Linked DNA regions of Homo sapiens: region 1 is linked to region 2. Evidence: chromatin loops called from intact Hi-C (ENCODE). Cell type or tissue: B cell. All regions are shown on one strand. Each heading gives the region's core, and the rest is flanking DNA. Links, peaks and the distances in the headings are about the cores only.

Region 1 (6,449 bases), core at 1,450-6,449, 77 kb before region 2:
AAGCCTGTGGTCCCAGCACTTTGGGAGGCCGAGGCAGGCAGATCACGAGGTCAGGAGCTCAAGACCAGCCTGACCAATATGGTGAAATGCCGTCCCTACCAAAAATACAAAAATTAGCCAGGCGTGGTGGCTCACGCCTGTAATCCCAGCCACTCAGGAAGCTGAGGCAGAAGAGTCACTTGAACCCGGGAGACGGAGGTTGCAGTGAGCCAAGATCATGCCACTACGCTCCAGCCTGGGCGACAGAGCAAGACTCTGTCTCAAAAAAAAGTAATAATGAACATATAATAATGAGTCCAACCCAGGATATATTCATCTTTAGACCAAGGCAATGGTAAAATTGAATTAAGAATTTTTTTTTCCACGGAGGAAGGAACGCACAAAAGCCACAGTGTGGCCCCTGCTCCAGGGATTCCGTCTGAGCAAACACTTCCTCCTTGGCCTTCCCATCACACTCCAAGTGGAGTAAAATCCTGGCGGGACCTACACAGGTCAGTCCCTGAACACCTAGACATCCTGATCCCTCAGTCACAAACCTAGCATGGACTTAAGACCCCTCATCCTGGCCAGGCATGGTAGCTTATGCCTGTGATCCCAACACTTACCCCAAAGTGGACAGATCGCTTGAGCCCAGAAGTTTGAGACCAGCCTGGGCATCATGGTGAAAATACAAAAATTAGCTGGGCGTGGTGGTGCATGCTTGTAGTCCCAGCTACTCGGGAGGCTGAAGGATCGCTTGAGCCCAGGAGGTTGAGACTGCAGTGAGCTGTGAATGCATCACTGTATTCCAGCTTGAACAACAAAGCAAGGCACTGTCTTAACACAAAACAAAACAAAAAATTCCTCAGCCCGGCACGGTGGCTCATGCCTGTAATCCTAGCACTTTGGGAGGCCAAGGTGGGCAAATCATCTGAGGTCAGGAATTCAAAACCAGCCTGACCAACATGGTGAAACCCCATCTCTACTAAAAATACAAAATTAGCCAGGCGTGATGGCACATGCCTATAATCCCAGCTACTCAGAAGGCTGAGGCAGAAGAATTGCTTGAACCCAGGAGGCAGAGGTTGCAGTTAGCTGAGATCACACCATTGCACTCCAGCCTGGACAGAGCGAAACTCCGTCTCAAAAAAAAAAAAATCTTCGTCCAGTGCTCCTGCTAAGATGTGGCTTAGGGCTGTGAATACAAGATATCCTCACTGAGGAGCACTGCCCCTGTCCTCCCCACCAGGAGACCAAGTGAGTTTCCTGCTGTCTCCCCTTCCCTGAATCATCTACTCCACAGTTTGTTTTTGAGACAAGGTCTTACTCTGTTGCCCAGGCTGGAGTGCAGTGGCACCATCATGGCTTGCTGTAGCTTCAACCTCCTGGGCTCAAGCGATCCTCACACCTGAGCCTTCCAAGTAGTTGTGACTAGAGGCGTGCACCATCACGACTTTTTTTTTTTTAAAGATAGTCTCGCTCTGTCACCCAGGCTGGAGTGCAGTGGTGTAATCTCGGCTCACTGCAAGCTCTGCCCTCCCAGGTTGAAGGAATTCTCCTACCTCAGCCTCCTGAGTAGCTGGGACTACAGGCGCCCACCATCACGCCTGGCTAATTTTTTGTATTTTTAGCAGAGATGGGGTTTCACTGTGTTAGCCAGGATGGTCTCGAGATCTCCTGACCTCGTAATCCACCTGCCTCTGCCTCCCAAAATGTGGGGGTTACAGGCGTGAGCCACTGTGCCCAGCCCATGCTTGGCTGATTTAAAAATTTTTTTGTAGATTCAGTGTCTTACTGTGTTTCCCTGGCTGATCTTGAACTCCTGGGCTCGAATGATCCTCCCACATTGGTCTCCCAAAGTACTGGGACTACAGGCGTGAGCCACCATGCTCAGCCCCACTCCACACGTTCGCCTCTCACCAGCCAGGGCTGGAAGTCCCAGGCATCGGCACACCCCTGGTCCCCATGCTTGCAGCCTGCCAGGGCCTGGGCGATGGCATAGACCACTGTGTAGGCGATGTGTACTTTGCTTTCCTTCTGGAAAGGGTAGTGCTCAACCCTCAGACTCTCATTTCCTGAGCAGAACTGGACTCCTGCAGCCGCTGTGCTTTTCCCTGCTGGCCCCCAGCTGCTATGGGGCTATGTGCACTTGAAGGTGACCTCCCAGAATCTCCATATGAACATGTCTTCTGGGGTCCTGGCAAGGCGCAGGGAAGTCGGGGGGCTGGCTGTTGCAAAGCAGGAGGCTGAATGAGCCCTGCAGAACCCAGAAGGCACTGGCACAGTCAGGACCAGCGCCATGTGCAGAGTGTCCCAGCTGACACAGACCTGGCCCAGGATGCCTCGGCCTGCCAGGCACTGCAGGATGAGTCTGAAGTGCTAGCTGTTAAGGAAAACCAGGATGATGGTGGCCGTACAGTTCTCCATCAGCCAGATGATGTTTTTCATCTTCAGGGACTCCCGGGTGGGGATGCAGAGTTGGAATTCAATGCAGACCCCAGCCTGGCCCAGCTCCTGGACGACCAGAGACCTGCCCTGCAGCTCAAAGTCGTCCCCCTGCGCCAGGACGCTCACCCAAGACCATCGGAAGTGAAGCATCAGCTGCACCACTGCATGGGTGGTCGTGAGGTGACTGAGCAGGGTCTGAAAGAAGGATGGGAACTGGGTCCTGTCGCTGAGGCTGGCCAGTGTGGAGGAGGGGCTGACCTGTGCAGGAAGAGGCCAGGGCAATGGGGAGGGGTGAGGAGCAGCTCAGGCACCTGCTGACCACCAGGTTCAAAAGAAAGCCAGGTTGACCCACACGTCCCTGGTGGCCCTGGGTGTGTCCCCCAATTTTGTCACTGAAAGCTCACACCTATAATCACAGCACTGAGAGGCCAAGGCGGGCAGATCACTTGAGGTCAGGAGTTCAAGACCAGCCTGGCCAACAACATAGTGAAACCCCATCTCTACTAAAAATACAAAAATTAGCCAGGCATGATGGTGGGTGCCTGTAATCCCAGCTACTTGGTAGGCTGAGGCAGGAGAATCGCTTGAACCCTGGAGGCCGAGGTTGCAGCGAGCCGAAATCGCACCACTGCACCCTAGCCTGGGTGACAGAATGAGACTCCGTCTCAAAAAAAAAAAAAAATTCCCACATAAGTCTGGGCATGGTGGCTCACGTACATCCCAGGGCTTTGGGAGGCCAAGGTGGGAGGACTGCTAGAGCCCAGGAGGTCGAGACTAGCTTGGGCAACACAGTATGACCCCCTACTCTAAAGAGACACACACAGAAAGAGAGACACACACACAGAGAGAGAGAGAGAGAGACAGACACAGAGACACACAGAGGAAGAGACAGACAGAGACAGACAGAGACAGAGACAGAGAGACAGAGTCAGACAGAGAAACAGGAGGGAAGGCAGGCAGGAAGGGAAGAAGGGAGGGAGGGAGGGAGAGGAGGGAGGGAGGGAGGGAGGGATGGAGGAGGGGAGAGAGAGCGAGCCAAGCAGGCACAGAAAAAAAAAAAAAGGAGAAAAGGAAAGGAAGAAAGAAAAAGGCCAGATGTGGTGGCTCACACCTGTAATCCCAGCACCTTGGGAGGCAGAAGTGGGCAGATCACTTGAGGCCAGGCTGGTCTCAAACTCCTGACCTCACGTGATCGGCCTGCCTCAGCCTCCCAGAGTGCTGGGATTACAGTTGTAAGCCGCAGCACCCAGCCCCAAGGAATAATTGAACTTAATGTTCATTCCTCTCGTTTTGCCCACTTCAAACTTACGTTTCTGCTCCTTTGCCAAGCTGGGTTTTTGTTTGTTTTTTTTGAGACAGGGTTTTACTGTCACCCAGGCTAGAGTGCAGTGGCAGGAACACAGCTCACTACATCCTCCACCTACTGGGCTCAAGAGATCTTCCTGCCTCAGGGGACTACAGATGTGCACCACCCACCACCCCCAGTTAAAAAAAATTATTTTGTAGAGATGGGGTCTATGTTTCCCAGCCTGGTCTTAAAATTCCTGGGCTCACGTGATCCTCCTGCCTCAGCAGGCCTGGGGATCCGATTCTAGTTCCGGTTTGCACAGCGCCGACAACTCTGGGGCTACAGGCTGGAGCCACCGTGCGGGGCCTGGGATTCGGACTCTAGTTCCGGTTTCCACAGCGTGGACAACTCTGGGGTTACAGGCTGGAGCCACCATGCCGGGCCTGGGGTTCGGATTCTAGTTACGGTTCACACAGCGCGGACGGACAGTTCTTCACTGGCAGTGGCAATGACTCGGAACCTACTTGTGTTGTTTGGCCACGCTGTGATCTTTGTCAGTTTTTGCCTGCTTGTCGATTTGCCAATGAAGAGACTACTCTTCGTGCCCCGGAAGATAAAGTTCTATGAAATCGGGGTCAACGAGGTTTTGTGTCTGTGTTTGCTTCTGACCTGTGGCTGAGGCACAGGATGAAACTGCTCGGTCTCTGGGGTCTGTTGGATCAGAGACTTTAACACGCTCCTCGTGTGGGTGCAAAACATTCTCCTACCGCCAGAGGGTAGTAAGGAAATAGGCTATGCAAAGGTTATGGGGTCTGAACGGAACGGTGCTCTGGTCTGATTGGTTTACACAGACCCATAAGGCTGACGCAACAGGTAGAGCTAACAGATTTGAAAATAAAAAAACAGGATACCCAATTAAGTTTAAATTTCAGATAAATTCATCTAATATTTTAGCATAAGTATGTCTTGTATGTCCTGTGCAATATTTGGGACCAAATTCTACTAAAAAGGACTATTCATTGTTTATCTGAAAACCAAATTTCACTGGGGGTACTGTTTTATCTGGCAACCCTACAGGTACAGGAAAACAGCTTCTTGAGCTGCAGTCAAGAAATGCAGTTGCAGCTGCACGCAGTGGCTCATGCCTGTAAACCCAACACTGGGAGGCTGAGGTGGATCACAAGCCCAGGAGTTGCAGGCCAGCCTGGGCAACACAGGGAGAGTTTTGTTTTGTTTTGTTTTGTTTTGTTTTAAAAAAGGCCAGGCGCAGTGTCTCACGCCTGTAATTCCAGCACTTTGGGAGGCTGAGGCGGGTGGATCACCTGAGGTCAGGAGTTTGAGACCAGACTGGGCAACATAGTGAAACCCCATCTCTACTAAAAATACAAAAATTAGCCGGTCATGGCGGCGGGCACCTGTGGTCCCAGCTACTTGGGAGGCTGAGACAGGAGAATTGCTTGAACCCAGGGGGCAGAGGTTGCAGTGAGCCGAGATCGCACCACCGCACTCCAGCCTGGGCGACAAGAGTCAGACTTCGTCTCAAAAAAATTCAAAAAGGAAAAAAAAAATTGAGTCTCTAATCCTTTAAATGTGCTTGAATTAAAAGGAAAGAAAAGAAAGTCTACATATAGAAACTTCTAGTTCAGAAGCATTTTATGTAAGAATCCAAGTGGGAAGTAATCAAGGTGAATTCTTGGAAAAAAATCAGCCTGGCTTGATACTTTGGGGTTAAAAGCACCTAGAATAGCTATGCGGTTATTTGCAGAGGTTCTATAGAAATCAACTCTCCTTTTTATCAGGATAGGACTGGACTAAATTGATCGTACGATCAAGCCCATACCTGAAGTGTCACACCTCAGAATAAACTCCCCAATACATGACAACCCACCCTGAAGGAGTAAGGGGTGAAGGGGTGAGCTTTCTTTGTGGCCCCAACATTCACACCGCCCCAGGAAAACCCTTCCAACCTGTTCTGTGATTTACAGGGCCCCCTGCTTCACAGGTAGGAAGGCAGGCCTCTCCCCCAGCAGGCCAGCAAACTTTGCAAATTTAAGGCGTTCAAGGGCAGAGGAATCCTGTAAACCCAAATTTACAGGTTTCTCAGTGGAACATGAATCTATTAAATTGGACTCGTCATACAATGCTGGTGGGAATGTAAAATGGTGCGCTGCTTTGGAAAACACTCCAGCAGCTCCTCAGATAGTTAATCATAGCATGAACATTTGGCCCAGAAATTCTACCCATACAACCAAGAGAATTGAAAACACACTGAACATACACACAAAAACGGATACATAAATGTTCATAGCAGCCCTATTCACAGTAGGCCCAAAATGGAAACAGTTCAAATATACATCAACTAATAAATGGATACACACGACATGCTCTATTCATACAACGGATTTTTAAGACAGGGTCTTGCACTGTTGCCCAAGCTGGATTATAGTGGTACGATTATAGCTCACTGCACCCTTGACCCACCCCCCCCGCCCCCCGACTCAAGTGATTCTCCTGCCTCAGCCTTCTGAGTACCCAGGACTACAGCTGCATGCCACTAATTTTTTTTTTTTTTTCCTGTAGAAATGGAGTCTCCCTATGTTGCCCAGGCTGGTCTTGACCTCTTGACATCAAGCAATCCTCCCACCTTGGCCTCCCACAGGGCCACTATACCCAGCCTATGATGGAAAATTAATCAATAGAAGGGAACGACGCTCTGACACAGGCTGCAACGTGG
Region 2 (8,459 bases), core at 1,637-6,636:
CTCTGTCTCAAAAAAAAAAAAAAGAAATACATCCTCTTATTCATCCTCCAGGAACAGAGAATAGCAGATATAAAGGGCCAGACAGTCTCAGTTTCAACTACTCAACTCTGCCTCGTGGCAAGTAAGCAACCAGAGCCCTGTGCGTACCCACAGGTTTGGCATGTTCTTATGCATCTTCATTTACAAAAACAGGTGGCCAGGTGTGGTGGCTCACACCTGTAATCCCAGCACTTTGGGAGGCCACGGTAGGTGGACAGCTTGAGCCCAGGAGCTCAAGAACAGCCTGGGCAACATACCAAAACTTCATCTCTACAAAAAATAGAAAAATTAGCTAGGCACAGTGGTGCATGCCTGTGGTCCCAGCTACTCTGGAGACTGAGGTTGGAGGATCACCTGAACCCAGGAGGTCAAGGCTTCAGTGAGCTGTGATCACAACACCACATTGCAGCCTGGGTAACAGAGTGAGACCCTGTCGCAAAAAAAAAAAAAAAAAAAAAAAAAAAAAATTAGCCAGGCGTGGTGGCACACACCTGTGGTCCCAGCTACATGGGAGGCTAATGTGGGAGGACCCCTTAATCCCAGGAGTTGGAGGCTGCAGTGAGCTATGTTTGTGCCACTGTACTCCAGCATAAGCGACACAGCAAGATCCTGTCTCTAATGAATACAAACAAAACAGGTCACTGCTGGCCTGCAGGTGGGTACGCTAACCCCTGTTCTGGAGCCTCTCCTGATGGGAGGCGTGACGCCAGCTCTACCCCCTGGCAATGGAGGCACAGAGCTCTACTTGGTGCATGGACAGAGGTGTGGTCCTGCAGGCATGTAATTTTGGCTTTCTTAGGACGCCAGAGGCTTGTTCACCTTGCAGAGAACCTGTCTCCACAAAACAAACTGTGAGCTCCATAATGTGTGTGCACAGAACCTTCCCTCATCAGAACCTCACAATCCCAGAGGGGTAGGAACCACATGCAGCCCCAAGGTGCAAGTGGGAAATAGAGGCACGAGGCAGGCAATCACTAAGGCTGGGACCCCACCTGCAAAGTGACGCTGCCACTCATCCTTCCCCGTCCAGGCCCATAAGCCTGCCCTTTAAGAGGCCTCCTGCCGGCCCTCCCCTCTAGCCCTCATGGCCTCCACAGTGGGCAGATCCCAGCCAGCTCCCCCAGCCCCTCTCCTCCTGCTCCAACTTCCCAGCTCTGAGCATGGTGGAGGCATCGGGGTCTAGGTAGAATGAGCAAGGGTCCTCGGCCATTGGCAGGGGCGGGATGACGTGGGGAGGACGGGACACCCTCCGGCTGGGTCACTGGCCAAGACAGTGGGGGACACATGTCAGCCCCTGGGGACAGGAACGGGAGCTCCTCGCCTCTGTGCCCTTCCCCCTCAGCATTACAAGTTGTGAGCCTCTCTGGGAAGCCACCTCTGCCTCCACTTCCTCCATTCACCTGCAAAGCAGAAGCTTCCATGGAACCAGGGGTCTCCTAAAACGCCCAACTCCAAGGAAGCTGCTGCCTCCTGTGAAAACAGCCTCTCCCTGTTCATCTCCCTTCCTACTGGGACCCTGATGCTCACAGCCAGGAGGATGAGGCCATCTCAAGAGCCTCCAGAAATCTCTGGCCCTGTGTCTTCTTGCCTCCTTCAGCCCCATTCCTGGCCACACTGTCAAGAGGACTCTCAGAGATCTCACCGGGGCAGGTGCGGCAGCGTACATCTATAATCTCAGAGCCTGGGGAGTCTTAAGCAGGAGGACTGCTTGAGCCCAGGAGTTGGAGGCTGTGATTGGCCACTGCACTCCAGCCTGGGCGACAGAATGAGCCCGTGTCTCACAAACAAACAAAATAGAGATACCACTGGGACCCTTTCCTGCCACAGCCTGCTTGAATGAGGCCACACCTCGTTGGAGTCTGGCTTGGTCACTGGGCAAACCTCCCTCCCCTAATCTTGGGACTGTCCAGGATTTGCCTCAGATGGGATTTTCCTGGAGCCCAGCCCCCCAGCCTCAGCAAATGAAGCAATCTGCACAAGTCTTGAGCCAGTCCTGTAGGCTTTGCTGCACCCAGAGGCCTGGAATACAGAAGCTGAGGCAGAGAGCTCCACGGTGGGTGAGGGGTGGCTGAGCTGAGGGGTCCCAAGCCTGGTGGGTCTCCAGAGTCCTGCAGCAAATCCCCTTCATCCTGGGCTGAGCAGAGCTCAAGCCTGGTTTGGCCCTCCGTGGGCCCAGCCCTGGCCACCTGAGGAATATTCATCGCAGCTCTCCATCCCACCACACTCATCGGCAGGGTCTAGCAAACCACCCCACAGCCACAGGCCTGAGGATCAGCCAGGGAAGCTCAATGCATGGGATGTGGTTGTTGATGGGTCGCCGGATATTCCCAGGGTCTGCCCTGGCTTCATCCACAGATCACTTACTCATTATAAAAAGGGGTAAAAGTGCTTTTAAAAGAATGAAAAAACATGGAGTAAGGGTCGTCGTTCACATCTCAGCTGCCTTTTGTGGTCCCTGATCCACTCGCCAGGACAGACAGAACCAGAGAGATGTCCTGCGCAACTGGCCTAGGCTCCCCGAAAACCCGAGGCCAGAAATACCCAGGAAGTCACAGATTCAAGCATCATGCACAGAAAACAGCAACTCGATGCGACACGTGGTCCCGCTCTGACTCCAGGGCAGGAAACCATCCGCAGGACATGATGGGATGGGGGAAGTGAAATGGAACCGAGGAGGTGACATGGAACCAAGTGACTGTGCCACTCAGCCTCGCCCAGGAGTCAGCAAGGACACAGGCGAATATATGGGAAAGTGGAAGGAGGGCAGACAGAAATGGGGGAAGCGGGGAGGGAAGGTAGCAGGGAGAGAGAAGACAGGAGAGGAAGGAGCAAGAGCAGGGAAAGCCAGATAGTCTGGACGGGGGTAGAGGGGGATTGGGAAAAGGAAGGAGCCCAGGAGGGTGAGAGAAAGGAAATGGGGAAGGAGTGATGGGAGGGTGAGTCAGGCCCCCACCCCAACCCCCTGGGTCAGGACCGAAGCCAGTACACCCACTCTTGCCTCTTCCACGAGAGAGGTCTCCGGGGTGGGCGCAGACACCTAACTCAAACAGAACCCACCCCCAGGTGACTGGGGAGAGGCGAGATATTCCAAGGGTGGGGGCAGCAGAGACAATGCCCATTCTAGGCACCCCTTTGGTCCCCGCACCCTCCATCCCTTCCCTGCTCCAGCCCCTGGGGCCACAGCCTGCCCAGCGTCCCCCCACCACGGACACCCTCACATCCTCACACCCTCAGCCCCCACTTCCTCCCCTCCTCTTCCCTTCAGGAGCCTCCCCCTCCCTTCTCTTCCCCACTCAGGAGCCTCCCCCTCCCCCTTTTCGCCCCCCTCAGGAGCCTTCCCCTCCCCCCTTTCTCCCCCATCAGGAGCCTCCCCCTCCCTCATCTCTCCCCCATCAGGAGCCGCCCCTTCCTGTTCTCCCACCCACAGGGTGCCCTAAGCGCCTCCCCTCCACGAGCCTACACGGGGTGGGGGTTGCACTAGTTCCCTACCTGCCTGCAGGGCCCCTCACCGATCTGGATCTCAGCCACCTCCGGGGGGACCCGGCCCCTGCCCCGCACTCCACGCGAAGGGATGCCAGACCCTCGGCCTCCTGGACGCACAGCGGGGGCTCGCACCCCAACCCCGGGAACACCCTGGCCCCTTTCCCTAACGCTGCCCACTGAGGCGTCCTCACCGTCTACCCTGTTGGGGTCGCTCTCTGACCCCCGCGCTGCATCCCCGGGACCGACCCACCTGCTGCGCAGCTACCCCAGGCCGGTCCCAGCCGCCCGGAGCCCCAGTGCGCGATGGCGGCCGGCAAACTGCGCCTGCGCACTGGGCCTCACCGCGGACTACGACTCCCACAATGCCGCGAGGCTGTGCCGCGCACCGGGGCGAGCAAGGGAGCCGTGACAGGTGACAGTGCGCATGGCCAATCAGACGCGAGTGTGGCCTCCCGGCGTCCCGCCCACTCCGGCGCCTGCGTCATTTTGGGCACCATGGCAACGAAGTAAACAAGCGGGTAAATAATAGACCCCTGACAGCCAGAGACCCGGAGAAACAAAGACGGTGAGAAACGGAGAAACAAAGACAAAAAGACGCGCAGACCGGGAGGGAGAGAAGCATGAAGGCCCACAGACGCTCGGGGGCAGACCAAGACGCCCTGGGGTCCCCGAAACAGAGATGTACAGAGTCGGACACGGAAAGGGAGAGACCAGCTCACGGTTAAGAAAGGAGGGAGACCAGCCCAGGATCAAGAAAGGGAAAGACCAGCATGGGCTCAAGAAAAGAAAGAGACCAGCTCAGGCTCAGGAAAAGAGAGAGACCCAGAGAAAAGGAGCACTCGAGGCTGAGACAGATCTGGACAGAGATACAGAGACAGGGACCAGCAGACCCAGTACTGGGGAGACAAGAGGTGGAGACCCAGAGACACTGATGCGCTAAAATGGGTTCTACAGTTTCAAGGAGTGGATAGAACTCAAAGATTACCCACCCCAGGGATTCAGGAGCTGCTGAAATGAGGGAAATGTGAGTGGCAGCTGGGGTGAGGGCTTTGGCAAAGCCCCATATAAATGTAGCCCCCCTGGAAGGCAGGATAGGGCCAGGAGCTGCTTCCCATTTCAGTTTTCCAGATAGAGGCGCTTATGAGGATGCCATTTTGGTCGTTTTTGTGTGAACTGATTTTTAAAATGTATATCTGAACAGTTTATATATTTTAAATTTACATACACCACACATTTTGGTATTCAGTTTTATGAATTTTAACTCATATCCACCAACAAACTCGGGACAAAGAATAGCTCCACTGCCCAAAAATCCTCCTGCTGCCTCTTGGTAGTCACTCCCTCCCCACCCATAACCCCAGGAACAGCTAATCTAAGTAGTCCACTGCTACAATTTTGCCTTCACAGTGTCATATAAGTGGGATCATACAGTATGTGGCCTCTTCAGATTGGCTTTTTCACTGAACATAATTCCTTTGAGAGGCATTGAAGTAGTATGTATCAACAGTTCATTCCATTTTATTGAGAAGTAGTATTCTATGGTATATAGCAGTTTAAACCTTCTCCCACTGAGAGATATTAGGATCGTTTTAAGTATTTTGCTATTAAAAATAAAGCTGCTATGAACATTCGTGTACAGATTTTTCTGTGAACGTAAGTTTTCACTTTTCTGGGATAAAAGCCCAAGAGTGCAGTTTCTAGGTCACACAATGAACACGTGCTTATTAGTGTTGTAAGAAGCTGCCACACTCTCATGCAGAGTAGCTGGACCATTTTACACTCCCACCACCAATGAATGTGTGAATCCACTTCACATTTTTATCAGCATTTGTGTTTTGCTATTTTTTATTTTGGCCATTCTGATAGGTATGTACTGATATATCATTGTGGTTTCAATTTGCATTTCCCTTAATTGCTAACAAGTTTGAGCACACTTTAATGATTTTTTTGGCATTTGTATACCCTCTTCATTAAAGTATCTGTTCGTATCTTTTGCCCATTTTCTAATTTTTAAAAAAATTGCTCAGTTTTGAAAGCTATGTTTTTTTTTTTTTTGAGACAAGGTCTCACTCTGTCACTGAGGCTAGAGTGCAGTGGTGCCATCATGAATCACTGCAGCCTTGACCTTCCAGGCTCAAGTGATCCTCACCTCAGCCTCCCGAGTAGCTGGAACTACAGGTGTGCGCTACCATACCCAGCTAATTTTTTTTTTTAAGAGATGGGGTCTCACTATAATGCTAAGGCTGGTCTCAGACCCCCGGGCTCAAGCAATCCTCCCACCATGGCCTCCCAAAGTGCTGGGATTACAGGCATGAGCCACCATGCCCAGTCTTTCCAGTTTATTTTAATGGATATAACTCAGGAACTGCCAAATGGAAGAGATGCACAGCTAAGGTCTGGTCAGGGGCACTGAAGGTGCAGTGCATCCATGTACCGTCTGGGTGAGCCATCCTCCCAGCACTCAGATGTGTTCACCAACCCAGCTCTCTCAATCGTGGGGCAGAGAGAGGGTCCATACCTTCTTTAAGGTGACTATCCCCATCCTGAAGATATCTATGGGTCCCACTGGAGTCACCTCATTAGCATAAACTCAGGTGTGGTCGAAACGGGCTCCTTATGAATTGCAAACCCTATTCCTATTATTCACAAAATTCCAAGGCTTTTAGCTCTGTGCCAGGAACCAGGGATAAAGATCAAATGTAAGGGCCAGGCGCGGTGGCTCATGCCTGTAATCCCAGCACTCTAGGAGGCCAGCGGGCGGATCACGAGGTCAACATGGTGAAACCCTGGCTCTACTAAAAATACAAAAATTAGCCAGGCATGGTGGCAGGTGCCTGTAATTGCAGCTGCTCGAGAGGCTGAGGCAGCTTGAAACTGGAAGGCAGGGGCTGCAGTGAGTTGAGATCGCACCACTGCACTCCAGCCTGGGCAAAAGAGCAAAACTCCATCTAAAAAAAAAAAGAAAAAAGATGAAATGTAGGTTTTATTACACCACAGATGGCCAATTGTTCTTGCACCATCTGGAAAAGGCTATCTTTCCTGCATTGAATAGCTTTTGCTCCTTAAAAAATCAGTCAGGAATATCTTTGCAGGTCTATTTCCGGGTTCTCGATTCCGTTCCACTGATCTATGTGTCTGCCAATACCACATTGGGTTACCACGGCTACAGAGTAACAACATCAGGTGCAGTTATTCCTCCCACTTTTTTTTTTTTTTTTTTTTTTTTTGAGACAGAGTCTTGCTCAGTTGCCCAGGCTGGAGCGCAGTGGCGCGATCTCGGCTCACCGCAAGCTCCACCTCCCGGGTTCACGCCATTCTCCTGCCTCAGCCTCCCGAATAGCTGGGACTACAGGCGCCCGCCACCATGCCCAGCTAATTTTTTTTTTTTTTTTTTTTTTTGTATTTTTAGTAGAGACAGGGTTTCACCATGTTAGCCAGGATGGTCTCGATCTCCTGACCTCATGATCCACCCGCCTTGGCCTCCCAAAGTGCTGGGATTACAGGCATGAGCCACTGCGCCCGGCCACTTTTTTTCTTTTTCAAAGTTATTTTAACTATTCCAAGTCTTGTGCTTTCCCATATACTTTATCTTCTTCTTTTTTTTTTTTTTTTTTGAGACAGAGTCTTGCTCTGTCACCCAGGTTGGAGTGCAGTGATGCAATTTCAGCTCACTGTAAACTCTGCCTCCTGGGTTCAAGTGGTTCTTCTGCCTCAGCCTCCTGAGTAGCTGGGATTACAGGTATGTGCTACCATGCCTGGCTAATTTTTGTATTTTTAGTAGAGACGGGGTTTCACCATGTTGACCAGGCTGGTCTCAAACTCTTGACCTCAGGTGATTCGCCCACCTTGGCCTCCCAAAGTGCTAGGATTACAGGTGTGAGCCACCGCACCCAGCCTTTTTTTTTTCTTTGTTTTTTGAGACAGAATCTCACTCCTAACCATGCTGCTAATATTTACATGGTCCTGCACCAGTGTGTTCATGTAATTTCACATAACTTTTTTCTTTAATTAGGGTTGAGTTTCCTATATAGGCCTTCTAAGCAGCCAGAGATCACACACTTAAATGAGCACCTATTAGCTTCCAGGCATATTATGTTTTCTTTTATAAATAAAAGCCTCAAAATGCACACATGCATACACACACACACGATTACTGACCAAAAGGTATTTCAGTATAAAAGCTAGAGTAGAAGCTCCATAAGGACGGTGACTTTTCCCTGTTTAGGCAGCTTACTAAAAAACCCCATATACTCAGCCGGGCGCAGTGGTTCACGCCTGTAATCCCAGCAATTTGGGAGGCCGAGGTGGGCTGCTCACGAGGTCAGGAGATTGAGACCATCCTGGCTAACACGGTGAAACCCTGTCTCTACCAAGAAAATACAAAAAAATTAGCCGGGCATGGTGGCGGGCGCCTGTAGTCCCAGCTACTAGGGAGGCTGAGGCAGGAGAATGGTGTGAACCCGGGAGGCAGAGCTTGCAGAGAGCCAAGATCACGCAACTGCACTCCAGCCTGGGCGACAGAGCAAGACTCCATCTCAAAACAAACAAACAAACAAACAAACAAACAAACCATATACTCTTCTGTGCTGTTTGGCTTCCCCCCACATTATGAACTTTAAAAATCTTGCAATAAAATAACAATTATGGCTGACACAGGCTATAAGAAAGAAGGCAGGTAACAATGATTATTCAGCAAGGTAGGAAGGACTACAATGGCACACAGACTTGCCATTTTGTACTGCATCGGATATGTCAATGTTAATTGTCATCTCAGCAACAAGATTTTTTCCTTGAGAGTTGTATTTCTCCTCAAATGGACTCTCACTAGTCATTCAATTCCTCCTTCTGATATTACTCTTATTTCATTGATTCCAAGATAACAGATGGTAACATGTACATTTTATGTGCTAATAAAAGGCTGCCTGAGGCCTAGCACA

Evidence for each region. Peaks named below come from ENCODE experiments on the same cell type or tissue, not always from the same donor. Only the 100,000 strongest peaks of a DNase experiment are listed, where the experiment ranks them.
Region 1: a loop joins it to region 2, with 5 times the contacts of the local background. A loop is called at or near these places in 10 of 110 quality-filtered maps.

Annotation. Positions count from the first base shown.
Region 1 is chr19:58,017,597-58,024,045 of GRCh38, forward strand. It overlaps the pseudogene VN2R19P. Among named protein-coding and RNA genes, the nearest start is that of ZSCAN1, 13 kb to the right of the region's middle. In B cell, for the core only: a CTCF peak has its summit at 4,470 (motif pointing right); a DNase peak (open chromatin) is centred at 4,495; H3K27me3 peaks cover 272 bases.
Region 2 is chr19:58,094,402-58,102,860 of GRCh38, forward strand. It overlaps ZSCAN18 (zinc finger and SCAN domain containing 18), which reads right to left and starts at 3,830. Exons shown (of 7, transcript NM_001145543.2): 1 at 3,773-3,830. In B cell, for the core only: no CTCF peak of the experiment used is centred there; DNase peaks (open chromatin) are centred at 2,549, 3,250 and 3,980; H3K4me3 peaks cover 1,687 bases; H3K27ac peaks cover 2,304 bases.